Linked DNA regions of Homo sapiens: region 2 is linked to region 1. A link is a loop called in an ENCODE intact Hi-C map of the cell type or tissue named here. Cell type or tissue: mammary epithelial cell. All regions are shown on one strand.

The links. Hi-C counts contacts between places; a loop is a spot of excess contacts. Peaks named below come from ENCODE experiments on the same cell type or tissue, not always from the same donor. Only the 100,000 strongest peaks of a DNase experiment are listed, where the experiment ranks them.
Region 2: a loop joins it to region 1, with 18 times the contacts of the local background. A loop is called at or near these places in 2 of 110 quality-filtered maps.

The regions. Positions count from the first base shown.
Region 1 is chr14:43,890,055-43,898,054 of GRCh38, reverse strand. No RefSeq gene overlaps it. Among named protein-coding and RNA genes, the nearest start is that of LINC02307, 490 kb to the left of the region's middle. In mammary epithelial cell, a CTCF peak has its summit at 3,331 (motif pointing right); no DNase peak of the experiment used is centred here.
Region 2 is chr14:42,219,738-42,227,737 of GRCh38, reverse strand. No RefSeq gene overlaps it. Among named protein-coding and RNA genes, the nearest start is that of LRFN5, 620 kb to the right of the region's middle. In mammary epithelial cell, a CTCF peak has its summit at 3,255 (motif pointing left); a DNase peak (open chromatin) is centred at 4,337; H3K27ac peaks cover 293 bases.

The DNA.
Region 1 (8,000 bases):
TGAGTTCACCATCAAAATTATTAAACTTGGAAAATGATTTAGGTAGGTTTAAAAAGGAGAACATGTTAAATAAAGTTTTTAAAGGATAGATTTTGGTAAAATTACAGAAAGTTTTGGATCCTATTTAAATTTTTTTTTTGCCTTAGCCATTGAAAGACTTTGAAAAGAATAGGGTGACCGAGATGAACATAGTATTATTGTAGGTAGAATGGCCATGCAACTTATCCCCTAATTGGATCTTTTTTTTTAGAGTGAAAGGGACTGCTTTCATTTGTCGCAATAGGAAAAATTAGGAGTGTTTCAGGAAAACTGGGATGTATGGTCACCCCAATTATTGGCCATCATGTTCATTAGAAAGAAACATAGAAGATAAGAGCAAGAAAAGAAGACACTGATAGTCTTGCTATAAAACATGAGAACCTGTACTGCTTTAATAAGAGGGAGGATAAAATCAAACCAATTGATTCAAGGGCACAAGTGAAAGACATATGCACAGAATATAGTATTTGCTTGAATGTGGCTGTAGGATGGTTAAAATGATGCATAGTTTGGTTGGATATGTCTGGGAGAAAATATCACTATTAAGAATTAGATAATCTACCCTACTAGTCTCAAATTGAACATGTGTCAGAGAAAACAAAAGTGTATGTCTATAGTGTCATGAAATTATAATGTAAAGATAATGGTAAGTTTTACAAAGTGAATAGAAATTTTCTATTAGACATTTAGGGCAAAGGACCAAGTTGTATTTATTATTTTTCTCCCAGAATCTAGTTTAGTCCACGGCACATAGTAGGCATTCCAATCATATTATTTTGATTATTCTTAAAAGGAAGTTTTTACATAAAAATGTTTTAATGTTACTGAGTATAGGAAATACATTATAATATTCCTAGGAAGGTGTACAGAAGGACAACTATATTGCGATAATAATTCAATTTGCACACCTTATTCCAAATCTCAGTGCCCCAGGTACATCATGGAAGGGTAAATAACATCCATCTCTAATAAATGAAATAAAGCCACCTTATGTCTTTACTAAATCAGAATAAATGATAAGCCTATGGGACAGCAAAAATCAGTTAACTAGTTTAATGTCTTATTTCACCCAATAATTATGATAAAAATCCAATGAAATAAAAAGATATTATTATACCTTTAATGTGTCTAACTTTAATGTAAAAGGGAAAACAACAAGAAAAGCCACCAATTATTTCATCAAACCAGTGTTGCAAAAACATTAAACAACATGAATTTCTCTTACATGACATTCAACCCCCAGTTGTTAGCTTTGAGGTGTTTACAAGAAGATAGAAAGTATTTATAAGGAGGATGAACCAATTTTCATACTTAGTTTACATTATTTTTGGAGGAAGGTCATCTACTAACTTTTAGTTGAAAAAGTCTTCTCATTGGACCTAAAATAACTCCAAATTGCTGTGTATTAAAGACATGTCTTCTAAATGCTATTTTTGTCTTAAAGTAGTACATTAGTTAATGCCTTCCTAAGTTATAGTTATACAATTCTGGATATATGTAGGGTATATTGAAGGCTCAATTTGATTCACCTTGGGGGAAGACAAAGTCATATTGATAGAGTAACTACAGAATGACCCTTCACTTTCACTACATCCATCTTAACCACTGGAGAGCAATGAGCTTCTGAAGAGCCCTTGTGCCAGCTTCATAGCTTCTTGCCCCTACCTCACTCAGTATCCCAGCCATGGTGCATTGGTTCTGTGTACTTCAACAAGCTTTGCACAAGATAGCCTGACTGCACTTTGCCTTATTTACATTTTCTGCACCTCACATTTCCTGCTCCATGGCTTCTCTGAAGACAAAGTTTAGGAAGCCAGCCGGGAAGCCTACAGGAATTCTTTGAGCCTCATGCATACAGTACTTAGAAGTGTGAGGGAGTTGACATTCCTTGAGGCAGCACTTTATCAATGGGGGATAGGAGCCCACGGATTAATTCTCTTGTTTTTCCACTGGGTGGATAGTTTTAAGGTACATTTTATTAGGCATCTCAGAATGTTTTGGTGGCATCATGTGATGAGTCACCCTTAGCTGTAAGAACTCCTTGTATTGGTTTTACTTCCTTTTCTTATTCCAACTCTCCAGTGTTCCAAAGTAAATTACGTAACTATAGATCTTTGTCCCAGGCTCTGCTTTTGGTGAAAGGGTTGGTACTGGGAGTAGCCCTAGAAAGTATACCCTCAGGATATTGATGCTCTGTTACTTACTACACATATGACAACAGAGGCCCCATTATTGGTAGTAAGTGCTATTGGACAGCACCATTATATAAGGGGATACACAGTTCTGACTTAGTAGTATGGCACCTACACAACATTGCTTTGGAACGAGGAACTCAATTTGTAATAAAGGAGATTCTACAATATGCACATGACTGTGGGATCTGTGGGTCTTCCCATCTATCTCATCACTCAGAAACATCTACGTTGATAGAGCCATAGATTGACTTTATTAAGCCTTAGCTAAGATACCAGCTCAGGGACTACCACTAAGATTTGGAATTTTGTTTTCCAAGATGTTGTACATATGTTGAGCCAATGACTGATATGTTGTACCAGATCCTGAAAAACATTCCTCTAGGAATCAAGAAGTGAATGTAAGATGGGTCTATTCATCCTAACTCTTACTGTCCTGTACTTACAGCAATCATGGCCCAAAAAGGGCAAGGAAATTGAGGAGTTAGATTTTTGAGAGACTATTATTTTGTTACATAACCAGGTAAAAACACTTGATAGGCTGATATAAGAAATAAAGTTTCAAAAAACCTAGAACACATGGTGAAGACAAACAGAGTTAATGGTGAAATATCAGTTAAGGACTATGAGTGAGCTGTAGGAACAGAGATTATAATTAGTCACAATAATTGTCTTTTATGAAACTCATAGAATTTGGATCAGGCTGAAGGGTACTATAAGATGGATCGGGGTTAATGGAGAGCATAAACCTATCTACATATCTAAGCGAGGCACAGGGCTGACTGTATAAAATACCTTTTCAATGCGCTTCAAATCTTCTTGGCCTCATCTCATTACTAGCAGAGATGTGGCAACTAGTTTTGAGTGAGTAGAACCTAAGAGTTTCTCATGCTAAGCACATACTCCGCACCTCTTTCTTCTTGCCCTGGTTTTTCTCTGACATTATAATGTAAGAACTTCATATTCATGTAGGAACTTCAGGTCTTTCACACATGCAACTAGGAAGTACCAAAATGTTAATGTCCGATGGAACAATCCTTTATCTATGAGGGAGGGTGACAAATAAATGTTTCCCTTTCTTACCGCTAGGGGGCATAATTCTGAGATACTTTTCTCAAGGCTCCTCAACAGGTCCCAGCAGTATTCAGAACTGATGATACACAGTGGTGGCTAAGTCAGTAATGCACCAGTACATTAGCTTCCTCTCTTACCCTGGATCACTTCTCCAGTCCCTCATTTCTGCTCTTACAAACAATCTTTTGTCTCAGACATTGGTGTTTGGGTAACTAGACTAAGCAAAAACATTAGTAAAGAAAGTGTGTGATTGCATTACCTTCTGATGTTAGGTAGAGTGGGAAAAAGACACAGTGAGATCTAGATACAATTTTAAAGTATAAGAATTTGCCTTTACATTTACTTATTTTCCTCTTAAGAATCCTACTATATTTGTTCTAATTGCTGCGCAGGGCTCTCAGGTAATCCGTATCACGATTTTCTATTAAAATGATTTGTTTTCAATGAGATGACAAGTTAAAACTGAAAAAAATAACTAAATTGTTCAAATATGTACATTGATAACAAACAATAGCTTACTTCACCAAGATATCCTTTGCGTTTTAGTAACAAATAGGTACTCAATCTAGAACATGGGCTCTAGCTAGATTGTGAAGGGACCGTGACTGGTTGTTAGGAATATAGTTTCAGAGAAAGATGTCTTGATGTCCTGTAAATTACTTTTGCTATAAAAAATGACAAACTTATAATCAAATAATAGGGATTACTTTTTCTTGAATGTTATATCTATTGTTAACAAATTTTGATGTAATAGTAGATGCCAAAGTTAGGTTAAATTTTGATCACATGTTTCAACCTGTCATAGGGATGGCATTCAAGTTATATAACTTCAAATTACTAATCTGAATATTCCTGATTTAAATTTGCTGCAAAACATGTACACTCTGAAACTTGTAAAATTTTGGGAAATTAATATTATTGCTGAAAAATGTTACAGCTAAAAACAGTAAATGAAAAATATTGTAGTAATCTTATATGGCTCTTTGGGCTGTTTTTATCAAAGCTACTTTATAAAATTTTTAGAAGCACTGCTATTGAGAAATATATGACTTGGCTGTTAGCATTATATTCAGTAGAAAAATAATAGTAGGTCAGTTGCATGCACAACATATAATTTTCTTAATATTTTCAGAACTTTTCCTCTAATATCTACCTATAACAACATTGAATTAAGAAATTTGATTTTTGTGTTTGCCTGAAAACTATAATATTAAATTTTCCATTGAAATAGAAAAGTCACATTTGTTTTCTGATTTTCATATTAGTAATTTTTTCTCTGATTTAGTAAAATTTTAAGAGTACACTTAATTATTCAGTTTCAGTGAGTTCTGCTTAGCTATATCTACTACAACACTATTTGGTTCTAACTCCAACAATTAAAAGTACAGTGCTGGACACAGATGTTATGTACAAGCCTTTTTAGTACATTCAATTTGCCTACACTCTTTACATTGTTAATTTTTAAAAATAATCTGAAACAAGTTTTTCAAGTTAAAAATAACTAAGATAAAATATGAAAATCAGCAAATGTTCATGGTTGTTCAGTACAATGAGACAACTGGTAGTAATATTCTCTGACATTTACTTCATTTTTATGATTACTAATGGCCGAATTATTGTGGTAAAAATTGTAGCTGCAAGAGTTTTGCCACTAGACGTGTAGAAATGATGTTAGTTAAATGGTTTGTAATGGAAATGGAAATAACTTCTATGAAAGGTAAATAAAGAAGCATAAAGAAGAGGAATAAAGTATAACTGGTTCATACTTGAGGCTAATAGACTGTACCACCTATTTCTTTTTCAGTCATCTAAACTTTTTTCGCTTGTTGGGTCCATGTCTGTTGGAGTGGGAGTTATAAGCTAACATTGATATTTTTCAGGTATCTTCAGTTTTTTGCACACATTTTCATATTTTTTTATTTTAAAGAGCAAAACAAATACATGGCAATTATTATGAAAGCTGAGGTTCAAGTAGATTCTATGATTCTATCAAAGGACTAAGCTATTCAATAATTGTGTAGGTACTAACTTAACTTCCTTTCTGTCATTTGTTACCTTCCAGTTCATGACTAGAGCCATTTAAAAATTACATTGTTTCCCAAACTCACTATTGTCCTTTAACAAATACAAGAAAAAAAAAGTCAAATATATTGCTTATTACTTATTTAAGAGCTATCTGTATCTCTCTGTGTATCCTATCCCTTAGAGATTTCAGGAAACTTAAAATTGGCCAGTTAACATTTCACTCCTCTCTAAAAATTGCTAAGTCAATGGCTAAAATAAAGGAAAAAAGGCAGGCGTGGTGGAAAGGGGCTGATTCTTCAGTGAGCCTAAAATTACCAATCTTTTCAAACTGCAGACAAAAATACAAGTTAAAATATCATTATTCATTTATTGTATGACCATATTGAAGAAATGTGAAGAGAATGAAGATATTTATTATTTATATGATGTAATGCACAAGATGTTTTAAAATAACTTGGAGCTAAACCAACAAATAAGAAAAATAAATGTCAAGAAACAAAAAGCCAGGTTATCCTAAATATTACTATAGGCAAGAAGCACTCAGAGCCTAAATAATAGGCCTTTATCTTTAACCACCTCATGTAATGGTCATCCTTTCAATTCTTTAGCCAAAAAACTTGGAGTCAATTTTGACTCCTGTCATTCTCTCAAAATCTTCATGTAATCACTTATCTGCTCCTGATGGTTGTGTCTTCAAAATTTATGCAGCATCTAGCCACTGACTTCATCTCCACTCTAACTACTAGAATCCAAATTCAGCATGACTTGTTTAGATTATTGAGGCAGTCTAGCTATTTCCTGTTTTTGCCCTTACCCTTTTAGTCTATTTTGAAGAAATCCGCTCAAATGAGCCAGGTAATGTTACTTCAGCTCTACACCATCAGATGACTTCTTATCGCATTTAGAGTAAAATCCACATTCACTAAAATGGGCTCTAAGACTCTGGATGATGTGGCCTGCTGCTCCTCATCCCTAACTCTCCATCTCATCTCCTAACACTCCTCCATCCTCTCCTCCTTTCTTCCAGGACATATCAGGCACACCCCATCCTCAGGACTTCTGTGTTTGTTGTTTACTTCCCTAGGTATTTCTTTGCTCATATGTGGTATAACCCATTTTGCTGACTCCTTTAGTTCTTCAAATAAATATCTCATTCCCATTAAGATTTGCCCTTATTTAAAATTGCAGCATCTTCTTCCAAAGTTTCTTATTGTCTTTCTTTTATTTTATTTCATTCTAATTATCACCATATAATGTATATTTTACTTATAGATACTGTTTACTTTCTGTATACCTTCGCCCTAGTGCAAATGAATGTAAGGAAAATTTGTCTTTTTTTCTTCAATTCTTTGTTTACTATCGGACACAGAGTAGGTGCTCAAAAATATTTGTTGAATGCAAGACTAACTAATGTGAAAAAAGCCTTTCAGATATTTTAAGGGTAGAATCTTTTCCTTATGAATAAACGCTTAAATAATTATAAAGGCCTGATCTGAATCATCCAATAAAATTATACCCACTTTTTGTGGACAAAGCATCTAAAATTGCTCAGAGATTAGATATTTTTATAGTCAAATATATTCTTTTGTTTTCTTAATCTGTATGGCCTTCTACTTGTTAAAGTAGTGGGTGAGCATCACTAATATTACTTGTCGCTTCAAAGTATTAATGCACATTTTAAAAGAATGAAAAATTGAGTTGGCAAATTAAGACTAAAAAGCACTATTCAACTAAGCATCAGCAAAGGTGTTTATTGTTTTGGGCTACACTGGAAAGAATGAAACCTACCTTTAATCTTGGCACTTTTAATTATGTAACCCTGGAAAAATCATAGAACCCTCTGACTTTTGGTTTCTCAAGCTGTGCTTGAGAATGCTACTGGTTCTATTGAATGGGCTCTGTGGATGGATAAAATAAGTACACAGCAATTGAATTTTCCATGGTATTTCAGGGTTTTGTGAAATATACTGGGACCATACGCCCTACATAAGATTAATGCAAGAATATACCCTTCTCTCCCACTGAACTGTGCTTTTGCAGTCATAGTAACTGTTAGGTTTAGCAATCCAACAACAATTTTTGTTGTTGAAAGACTTTATAGACACAAATTCATTATGTTATTTAGTTATAAAGTTGACTATAATCTCTTCTCAGTTACTTTTTCTGCATACATTCAATTAATTTATTTAATGTTTCTTCTAGTCAGTGTCTTTCTTTTGATTATCATGCTTTGAAATATTCCCAACATTTCAACTATGTATTGATCCCAAGGATCTTAAAGCAAGTTTATTACCAGAGAAGCATCTCAGCACTATTATGCAGAGAAACAAACTTGAATAGAGTTTTGATAATCTTTATATAAGCCTTAGGCAACTTAAACGCTTTTTAAGAAAACTACACCATAAAACTTTGGCACTCTTCTCTAGTGTTTATGAAAATTTTTTTTCTCTAATTCTGCCTTTAAAAAATTAGGAAAAATTGAATCTTACGGTGTTTCTCAAGTTTTGGTCTTATTTTAAAGAGCACTTTGACTTAGGCTCTTTTATATAGAAGCTCCCCAAGGGCATTAAAGTGAATGTGAAATAGTGAAATCAGTGTTTTCAATATCAGTGAGCTAGTATTGCTTCAGCTTTGATTCTTCCCACTAATATTTTTTTCAGCCCTTGAGAA
Region 2 (8,000 bases), 1.7 Mb after region 1:
ATTAGAAAAAGCTACTCTAAAATTCATAGGGGACCAAAAATGAGGTCAAATAGCCCAAGCAACTGTAAACAAGAAGAACAAAGCCAGAGGCATCAAACTACCCAATTTCAAACTATATGTTCAAACTAATATAGCTTTAATATAAGGCTGTATTAACCAAAACAGCATGGTACTGGTATAAAAACAGACACACAGACCAGCAAAACAGAATAAAAATCTCAAAAATAAAGCCACACATTTAAAACCATCTGATCAACTACAAGGCTGAGAAAAACAAGCAACGGGGAAAGGACTCTCTTTCCCAGGGGTGTTGGGATAATGGCCTAGCCATATGCAGAAGAATGAAACTGGACCCCTACCATTCACCATATGCAAAAATCCTACCTAGGAAATACCATTCTGGACATTAACCTTGGGAAAGAATTTTTGGCTAAGTCCCCAGAAACAATTGCAACAAAATCAAAAATTGACAATTGAAACCTAACTAAAGGGCTTCTGCACAGCAAAAGAAACTGAGAGTGAACAGACAACTTACAGAATAGGACAAAATACTCACCACATATGCATCTGACAAAGATCTAATAGGCAGAATCTGTAAGCAACTTAAGTGAACAAGCAAAAAACAAATAACCTCACTTAAAAAATGGGCAAAGGACATGAACAGACACTTCTTAAAAGAAGACCTACAAGTGGTCAACAAACATGAAAAAAATGCTCATCATCAATAATCAGCAGAGAAATGCAAATCAAAAGCACAATGAGATACTATCTCACACCAGTCAAAATGGCTATTATTAAAAAGTTAAAAAACAACAAATGCTGGTGAGGCTGCAGAGGAAAAGGAAAACTTACACATGGTTTGTGGGAGTATAAATTAGTTTAGCCACTGTGGAAAGCAGTTAGGAGGTTTCTCAAAAAAATTAAAACAGAGCCACCAATTTGACCCAAAGGAACATAGATCATTATACCCAAAAGGCACATGAACTCATATGCTTCTTACTGTGCTATTCACAATAGCAAAGACATGGAATCAACCTAGATGCCTAGTAATGGTCTGTTGGATAAAGAAAATGTGATATTTATACACAATGGAATACTATTCAGTCATAAAAAAGAATGAAATCGTATCCTTTGCAGCAACATGGATGGAGCTGAAGGCCATAATTTTAAGTGAACACAGGAACATAAAACTAAATATTGCATGTTCTCACTTATAAGTGGGAGCTAAAGATTGAGCACATATGAACATAAACCTGGAAACAACAGACACTATGGACCACCAGTGGCAGGAGGGATGATGTGGGGCATGGGCTGAAAAGCTACCTATTGAGTACTATTCTTACTACCTGGGTGCAGTATACCTATGTAACAAACCTACACCTGTGGCCCTTATATCTAAAATAAAAGTTGAAATTCAAAACTAATAGTACATAATAAGTTTAGGGCTCAATGAAGTGGATTAGTTAACTCTAAAATTTGGGGGGAAGTTTTAATGTGCTATAATTTATTCTCTTTTATCTTATCATGAGATTCCCATGAAGCTACCTGGAAACCTTGTAGGAATTTTGGGATTACTCTATTTTCTCCAAAAGGATTCTAGTCTTCTCAATTAACTTCAGCTCCATATTGACTCTCAGTGCCATAGTTTTAGCTGAGATCATGTGCCCAAAACCACACTGCCAGGTTAGTCTGCTTTATAGTAGTTTCCTGCCATAGCAATCTGCACCATGCTCATTTTTACTGTAGCAACCTACGGAATGCTAAACAAAGTTGCTACTAGAAAACAAAACAAAACCAAACAAAACAACAAGAAGAAAATTTATATGAAATGCATTTTGTTTTGCTCCTTCTGCCCATAATTTATCCTTTAAGAATTGAAACCTATGTGTGCTTGATTAAAAGAATGGATCTGAGATTAATGTCATACCTCGTGAACCCCCTTTCCATAATCATAGCTTATTGTCTCAAATGTGACCATCTGGCCCATGGAAAATTATTTAATTGCCAGTCAACAAACAATATAGTTACTTCATTTGGGATGTTGAACTGGATAGCACAAGCATACTGATTTAGTAAATTGTAAATAAGTTCTGATTAGTGACAAAATACCACAGTGAAGGTCTAAGAATTTCTTAGGCTGAACCCCTCACAGTTGCCCTGGATCATACATTTCCTGAGGCTTGCTGTGTGTGTTTCTTTACAATATATTTTTTTTCTTCTTTGAGCCATTTGTCACCAGTGTGCTAAAATCAAATGCATTATAATAAAAACAGTGAATTCTTGGCATAGCTTTACCTGTAAAATTAGACAGCTCTAGTTTATTATTTTTATAAGATACCCAGGTGATCCATATGCAGATTAAAGTTTGGGGACCACTGCTCTAAAGTCAGGTAAAATAAAAGAATTAACATGAAGTAGTTGCAATTAACCTAAAGTGGGGTAGTACAGTCTGACAAATTTTTATTTGTCAATTATCCCTTCATAAAGCTATGGAAAAAACGAACTTGTTATTTATGTCCTAATGTAGAAAGATGTTCATGATATATGAAGTGAATAAAAAGAAACTGTGCAAATTATACATACACGCATAGTATAAATCTATTGTTATAAAATATATATGCTACATATATTATATGACAGACATGTGACACACGTACACTTCCACAAATATACACAAAAAAGGATAAAAACAGAAACCATATTTAAAAAATCAGTGGTGCAATGAGATACATGAAATGAGAACTTTCACTTTATAAAATTTCTTAGCAATACTATTATAAGTAGTATCTACTTTGTGGAGTTCTAAGAAGTTTACATATTTTCTAAAAACGCTTTTTTTTCCCCCAAACACCACTACCTCTATTGTTATGTAGCCAATTTTACTATATGCCTCCCATCATTTTAGCAGACCTTTTCTGCTTTTCTGTTAGGAGCCATATTAAACGGCAAAAAAAAAGGCAGAAAGCGAAATGAATTACCTCTTGATAATAAGTCTGACAAATTTGGCAGGAAAAAATATTCTAACAGATAAACAAAGTTGTAGAACTATCTATATACATAAATAGCACATGAATATATAAAATAGATTTATTTTCCCTTAACTAAAATAAAAACCATGGACTTTTGTAAAGTATCAGTTTATCAGGAATTTGCCAATAGGAGACACTTTTCTTCATGGATCAGTCATATTTAGAAGAAAATCTATGTCCCCTTCCTTGGAATTGCACTGCTCTCCTTGTTGCTCTGGCACCCCCTGGTGGACTGAAATCACACAGATTAGGGAGAATGGAGGAGTAACCCACCAGGAATCTGTTGTCTGGAAGATAAATGTGTTGCATTTTTCAAGTAACTTCTCTGATTTGAGCACTTTGAGATGAAAGTACATTTTGGTTACATTGATTTAGTACTATGGCCTTCTGATAAAGGCACTGTTGGGCCCTCTGTGGTGCAAGCTTCTCTGTGCTTCCTCTGGGTTTTTAATATTTAGTAAAGCAGCTGTGCACAGTCAAGTTCAATATCCAGAGATGTAACAGATAAGGTCACAGAGAAAATATGAAATACCAGACTCTTAGGAGTAGACACATAGGTGTATGTGTTTGTGTGAATTTTTCCTTCCTATTTGAAATTTTGCCCTGTGTGTTTTTGGATAATCATACTGTCCCCAGAAAAGGCTCTTAAAGACAGAATTGTTGAATTGCTACTAGCAAAGGCTTTGGAGTTAGACAAATCTGGACTTGTGTTTATCCTCAAACAGTTTTTACATATATCTTGAAATTCCTATCTATGAGGTACACACCATTGAATCAACATATTTGAGCAAGTTACGATGATTAAAATGATGCATGTAGAACAGTGCTTAGTAAAAATTACATACTTAATAAATTAGTGATACACACAGGTTTTCTCTAAAATGCAAATAAAATACTTTTTGAGTTTTTTTCTTTAGTTTTAGTACTGGAAAACTGAAGATTTTTTTTTCTATTTTCTGGAAGTCAAACTGTACTTATAGTAAAACATATAGATAGATCTTTCTGAAAAATATATAATGATGATCTAGCAGGGTTTCAGTTTCCCTAAATTATTGATGTCCTGAAAAATACTATGTATTCTGAGAATAGAGATAATCTCCTTGATCATCTCTCCAAAGGGAACCCCCAAGAACTGCAGTTTTTCCTAATCTGTTTCTGGGCTGTGGGTGTTTGAAGTAATTTTTTCGTATCTCTTGAGGCATGTTTCATGTCTGTGTTTCTAGGTTGTCATTCAAGCAGGTCAGGGAAGAGAACAACAGCTCCTCTCCCAAGAGTCAGGCATGTGGTTTGGCATTGCACGGCTATAGTAATTGGAGTCACAAAAGTACTGAGTCAGCCCAACTGGCAGAGAGGGAGTTTCAGAGCACCGCTCTCTGAGAACTAAGAGGGATAGCCATCTGCTGTGATTATACTGACATCTGCAACCTATTCACTGAAGAAGAACACCTGAAAAGTCGATCCTAAGTGGGCCAGCTGCATCAGGTTTTCTCTGCAGACTTTTCTGAGAGGATTGGTGATTATTCAAGTGCAGTTTTTACTTCCTCTCAGAAGTCAAGGCTTTTTTTCTATTCAAGCACTTCTGTGTACACTGATACTTTGGGGATTTTCTCTAAAACTAAATTGGGGGTTTTTGAACTGAAACCAGCTCTCTGAACTGAAAGTACTGTTTTATAGAAAGATCTGAAAGCTTTCTTCTTTCTCAGTATTTAACCATTCAGAGGTGAGCATTATGTTCACAGAATTATATCTAAAAGTACTAGAAGAGCATCATTAAAGCAACTACAGATGGTACCTACTGCATGTGCCTGTCATTTTGTACACGGATGTGCCAAACCCCTCGGTACCTCAGGAGCTATTACACACACACACACACACACACACACACACACACACGCAATATGTGGAGGGCCAATTCTTTATACATATTTTCTGTCTACCTGTGGGTAAAGTGCTTGTAGAAGACACTCAATACTTCTCAATACTTATTTCTTTAGTTATATTACTTATGTATTTTACAAAAACGTATCTGTATAGCTTATTATAAGCAAGATATTCTTTGAATTGTTTTACTAATATTAACTCTCATATTTTCTAGAAGTCCTACTATAACAGTCATTTATTACTGCTATGACAAATTATTACACACTTGGTGGCTTAACACAGATTTACTGTCCTATACTTCCAGAGGCCAGGATTCCAAAATGGCTCTCACTGAGATAAAATCAAAGTGTCAGCATGGCTGTGTTTTTTCTGCAAGGAAGAAAGGAGCATCAATTTCCTTGCCTTTTCCAGCTTCCAGAAGCCACCCACATTTTTGGCTCAGGCTCAATTTCTCCATCTTCAAAGTCATCCATAGCCGGTCACGTATTTATCATGCTATATCACTCTGGTTATCTGCCTCCATTACATCTTCTGCTCTGACTCTCCTTCCTCTCTATTTCTCTTTTAAGGATTACCTCCCTTTCTAATGATGCTTAGTCACATCTGCAAAATCCCTTCTGCCATGTGAAGTAGCACACAGGTTCTGATGATTAGGACATGAGCATCTTTAGGGAGTCATTATTCTAGCTGCCACAACTGCTGTAATTATTCTTATTTTATACATGAGAAAATTGAGACTCAGAGAAATTAAGGAATTTATCCAAGATCACAGTTACTAGGAGCACAGTTTGGATTTAAACACTATCAGTTTAGCTTTGGCATCTGGTTTTTTTAACAACTGCACGGTTTAATGTTTGTGGATTGAAAGAGAAAGAAGGAAAAAGTGAAGGAAGAAAGGAGCCAGACACATGATATTTTCAATCTATTCATTCATATACAATAAAGCCAGCTAGCATTTAACAAATTAAACTCTTACTTTCAGTAGCATAGTGATTACATAAAGATACCATAATAACAACAAAACACAATAGAAATATCTTAAAGACAAAAGAAATGATGTCCCAAATTAATGAATATGGGCCACTGATATTCATGACGTTTGCTGCACCAACTGCCTGAGAAGGGCTGAAAGATACTAAGACACAAAGAAAGAATCACAGTAAAAGAGATGGTGGAGGATGTGCAAAAACAATGCAGAGAATTGTGATAACAAGAAGAATGTGAGGTGTCTCTGAAGGGGCGATACAGATGTGAAATTGAGAAGAAACCACAAAATTAGAAGAGTATTTTAATTAGCTATCCAAAAATGTATATAAAACAGGTATCTTTAACTTTATTGTAGGTTCAGAGGCACATGTGCAAATTAGTTATATAGGTAAATCGTGTGTCACAGGGGTTTGGTGTACAGGTCATACAGGTTTGTCATGCAGGTAATAAGCACGGAACCCAATAGGTAGTTTTATGATCTTCACCCTTTCCACCCAACTCCACCCTTGAGTTGACCACATGCTCTATCGTTCCTTTCTTTGTGTTCATGTGTACTCTATGTTTAGCTCCCAATTATAAGAACACTTGATATTTGGTTTTCTGATTTTGCATTCATTCACTCAGCATAATGGCCTCCAGCTCCATCCATGTTGCTGTAAAAGATATGATCTCATTCTTTTTTATGGCTGCATAGTATTTCATGGTGTATCTGTACTACATTTTCTTTATCCACTCTACCATTGATGGGGATTTAGGTTGATTCCATGTCTGCTATTGTGAATAGTGCTGCGATCAACATAAACATGCATGTGTCTTTATGGTAGAATAATGTATATTCCTTTTGGTATATACACAGTAATGGGATTACTGGATCAAATGGTGGCTCAGTTTTAAGTTCTTTGAGAAATCGCTGAACTGCTTTCCACAATGGCTGAGATCATTTATGTTCCCACCAGCAGTGTATAAGAAAGTGTTCCCTTTTCTTTGCAACCTGGCTTCACCAGCATCTGTTATTTTTTGACTCTAAAAAACCCATCATGACTATTCTGAGATGGTATCACATGTGGTTTTGATTTTTATTTCTCTAATGATTAGTGATGTTGAGCATTTTTGCATATGCTTGTAGAATTGATATCTTCCAGCAGTTTCCATGGCCAAAATAGACAAGACAACCAAATTCTTTAATGTTTAAGGCTTTTCAATGTTTATGTCAGGGCATGTTGGAACTCCAAGTTGAACTCTAGTATGAGATCCTTGTCTAATTTGTAGATAAAATACTGAACTGAAAGCAGAGAGCGAGTGCATAGCAGAATACGCTCAGTAACATTAATTAATAACTGAAATTAACCTCGCAAAAGTCAGGATACAAATTCAGTATCTCCAGTTAAATAAAAGTAAAGCCATGACAAATATACCCAAACAAGAAAGCATTCCAGGCACCATTAAGTGATGTTGTTTGTCACATTCTCCAATTCTTTCCCCTTTACAGAAAAACAAAATTGTGTAATTACTTTCCCAAAAACATTTCATTTAACAAATATCAGACACTCTTCCACCTGATAAGTATTGTGTAAGTATGCACAGATAAAGAAAGCCATGTTCGCAGCTCACACACATGTATTTAAGATGTGAGAGGAGTATTTTAAATAATACAAACATTTATGAATAGCATTGACTCATTATGTTTCTGAAGCAAAAAGCAGCAACTATCAATTATTTTACTGGTCAATAAAACAACCTATTAGCAAATACTAATATTTTGAGGTATTTTTATAGATGTTTTCCTTATGAATACATCCAAAGATAAGAAAAAATATTGACTCATATTTTAGAAACTTCGATTTTTTAAGTTTTATTTTAAACATTTTATTTTGAACAAAACGCCTGTGGGCATTTCTCCATATCATTAAATGTCCTCTTGTCGAAGGGCTACATGCTATTCCACTGTATATGCACACCATAACGCATTCAGCTAAGCCAATTTTGTTTGCAATTTAGTGAAAAATTTAGTATTGGAACTGAAAATTTCTCTAAAATCTTTGCTCCACAACCCCCATGCAGTGACACAGTTCCATGATGTTTATCACTTCTTTCTGCCAAACT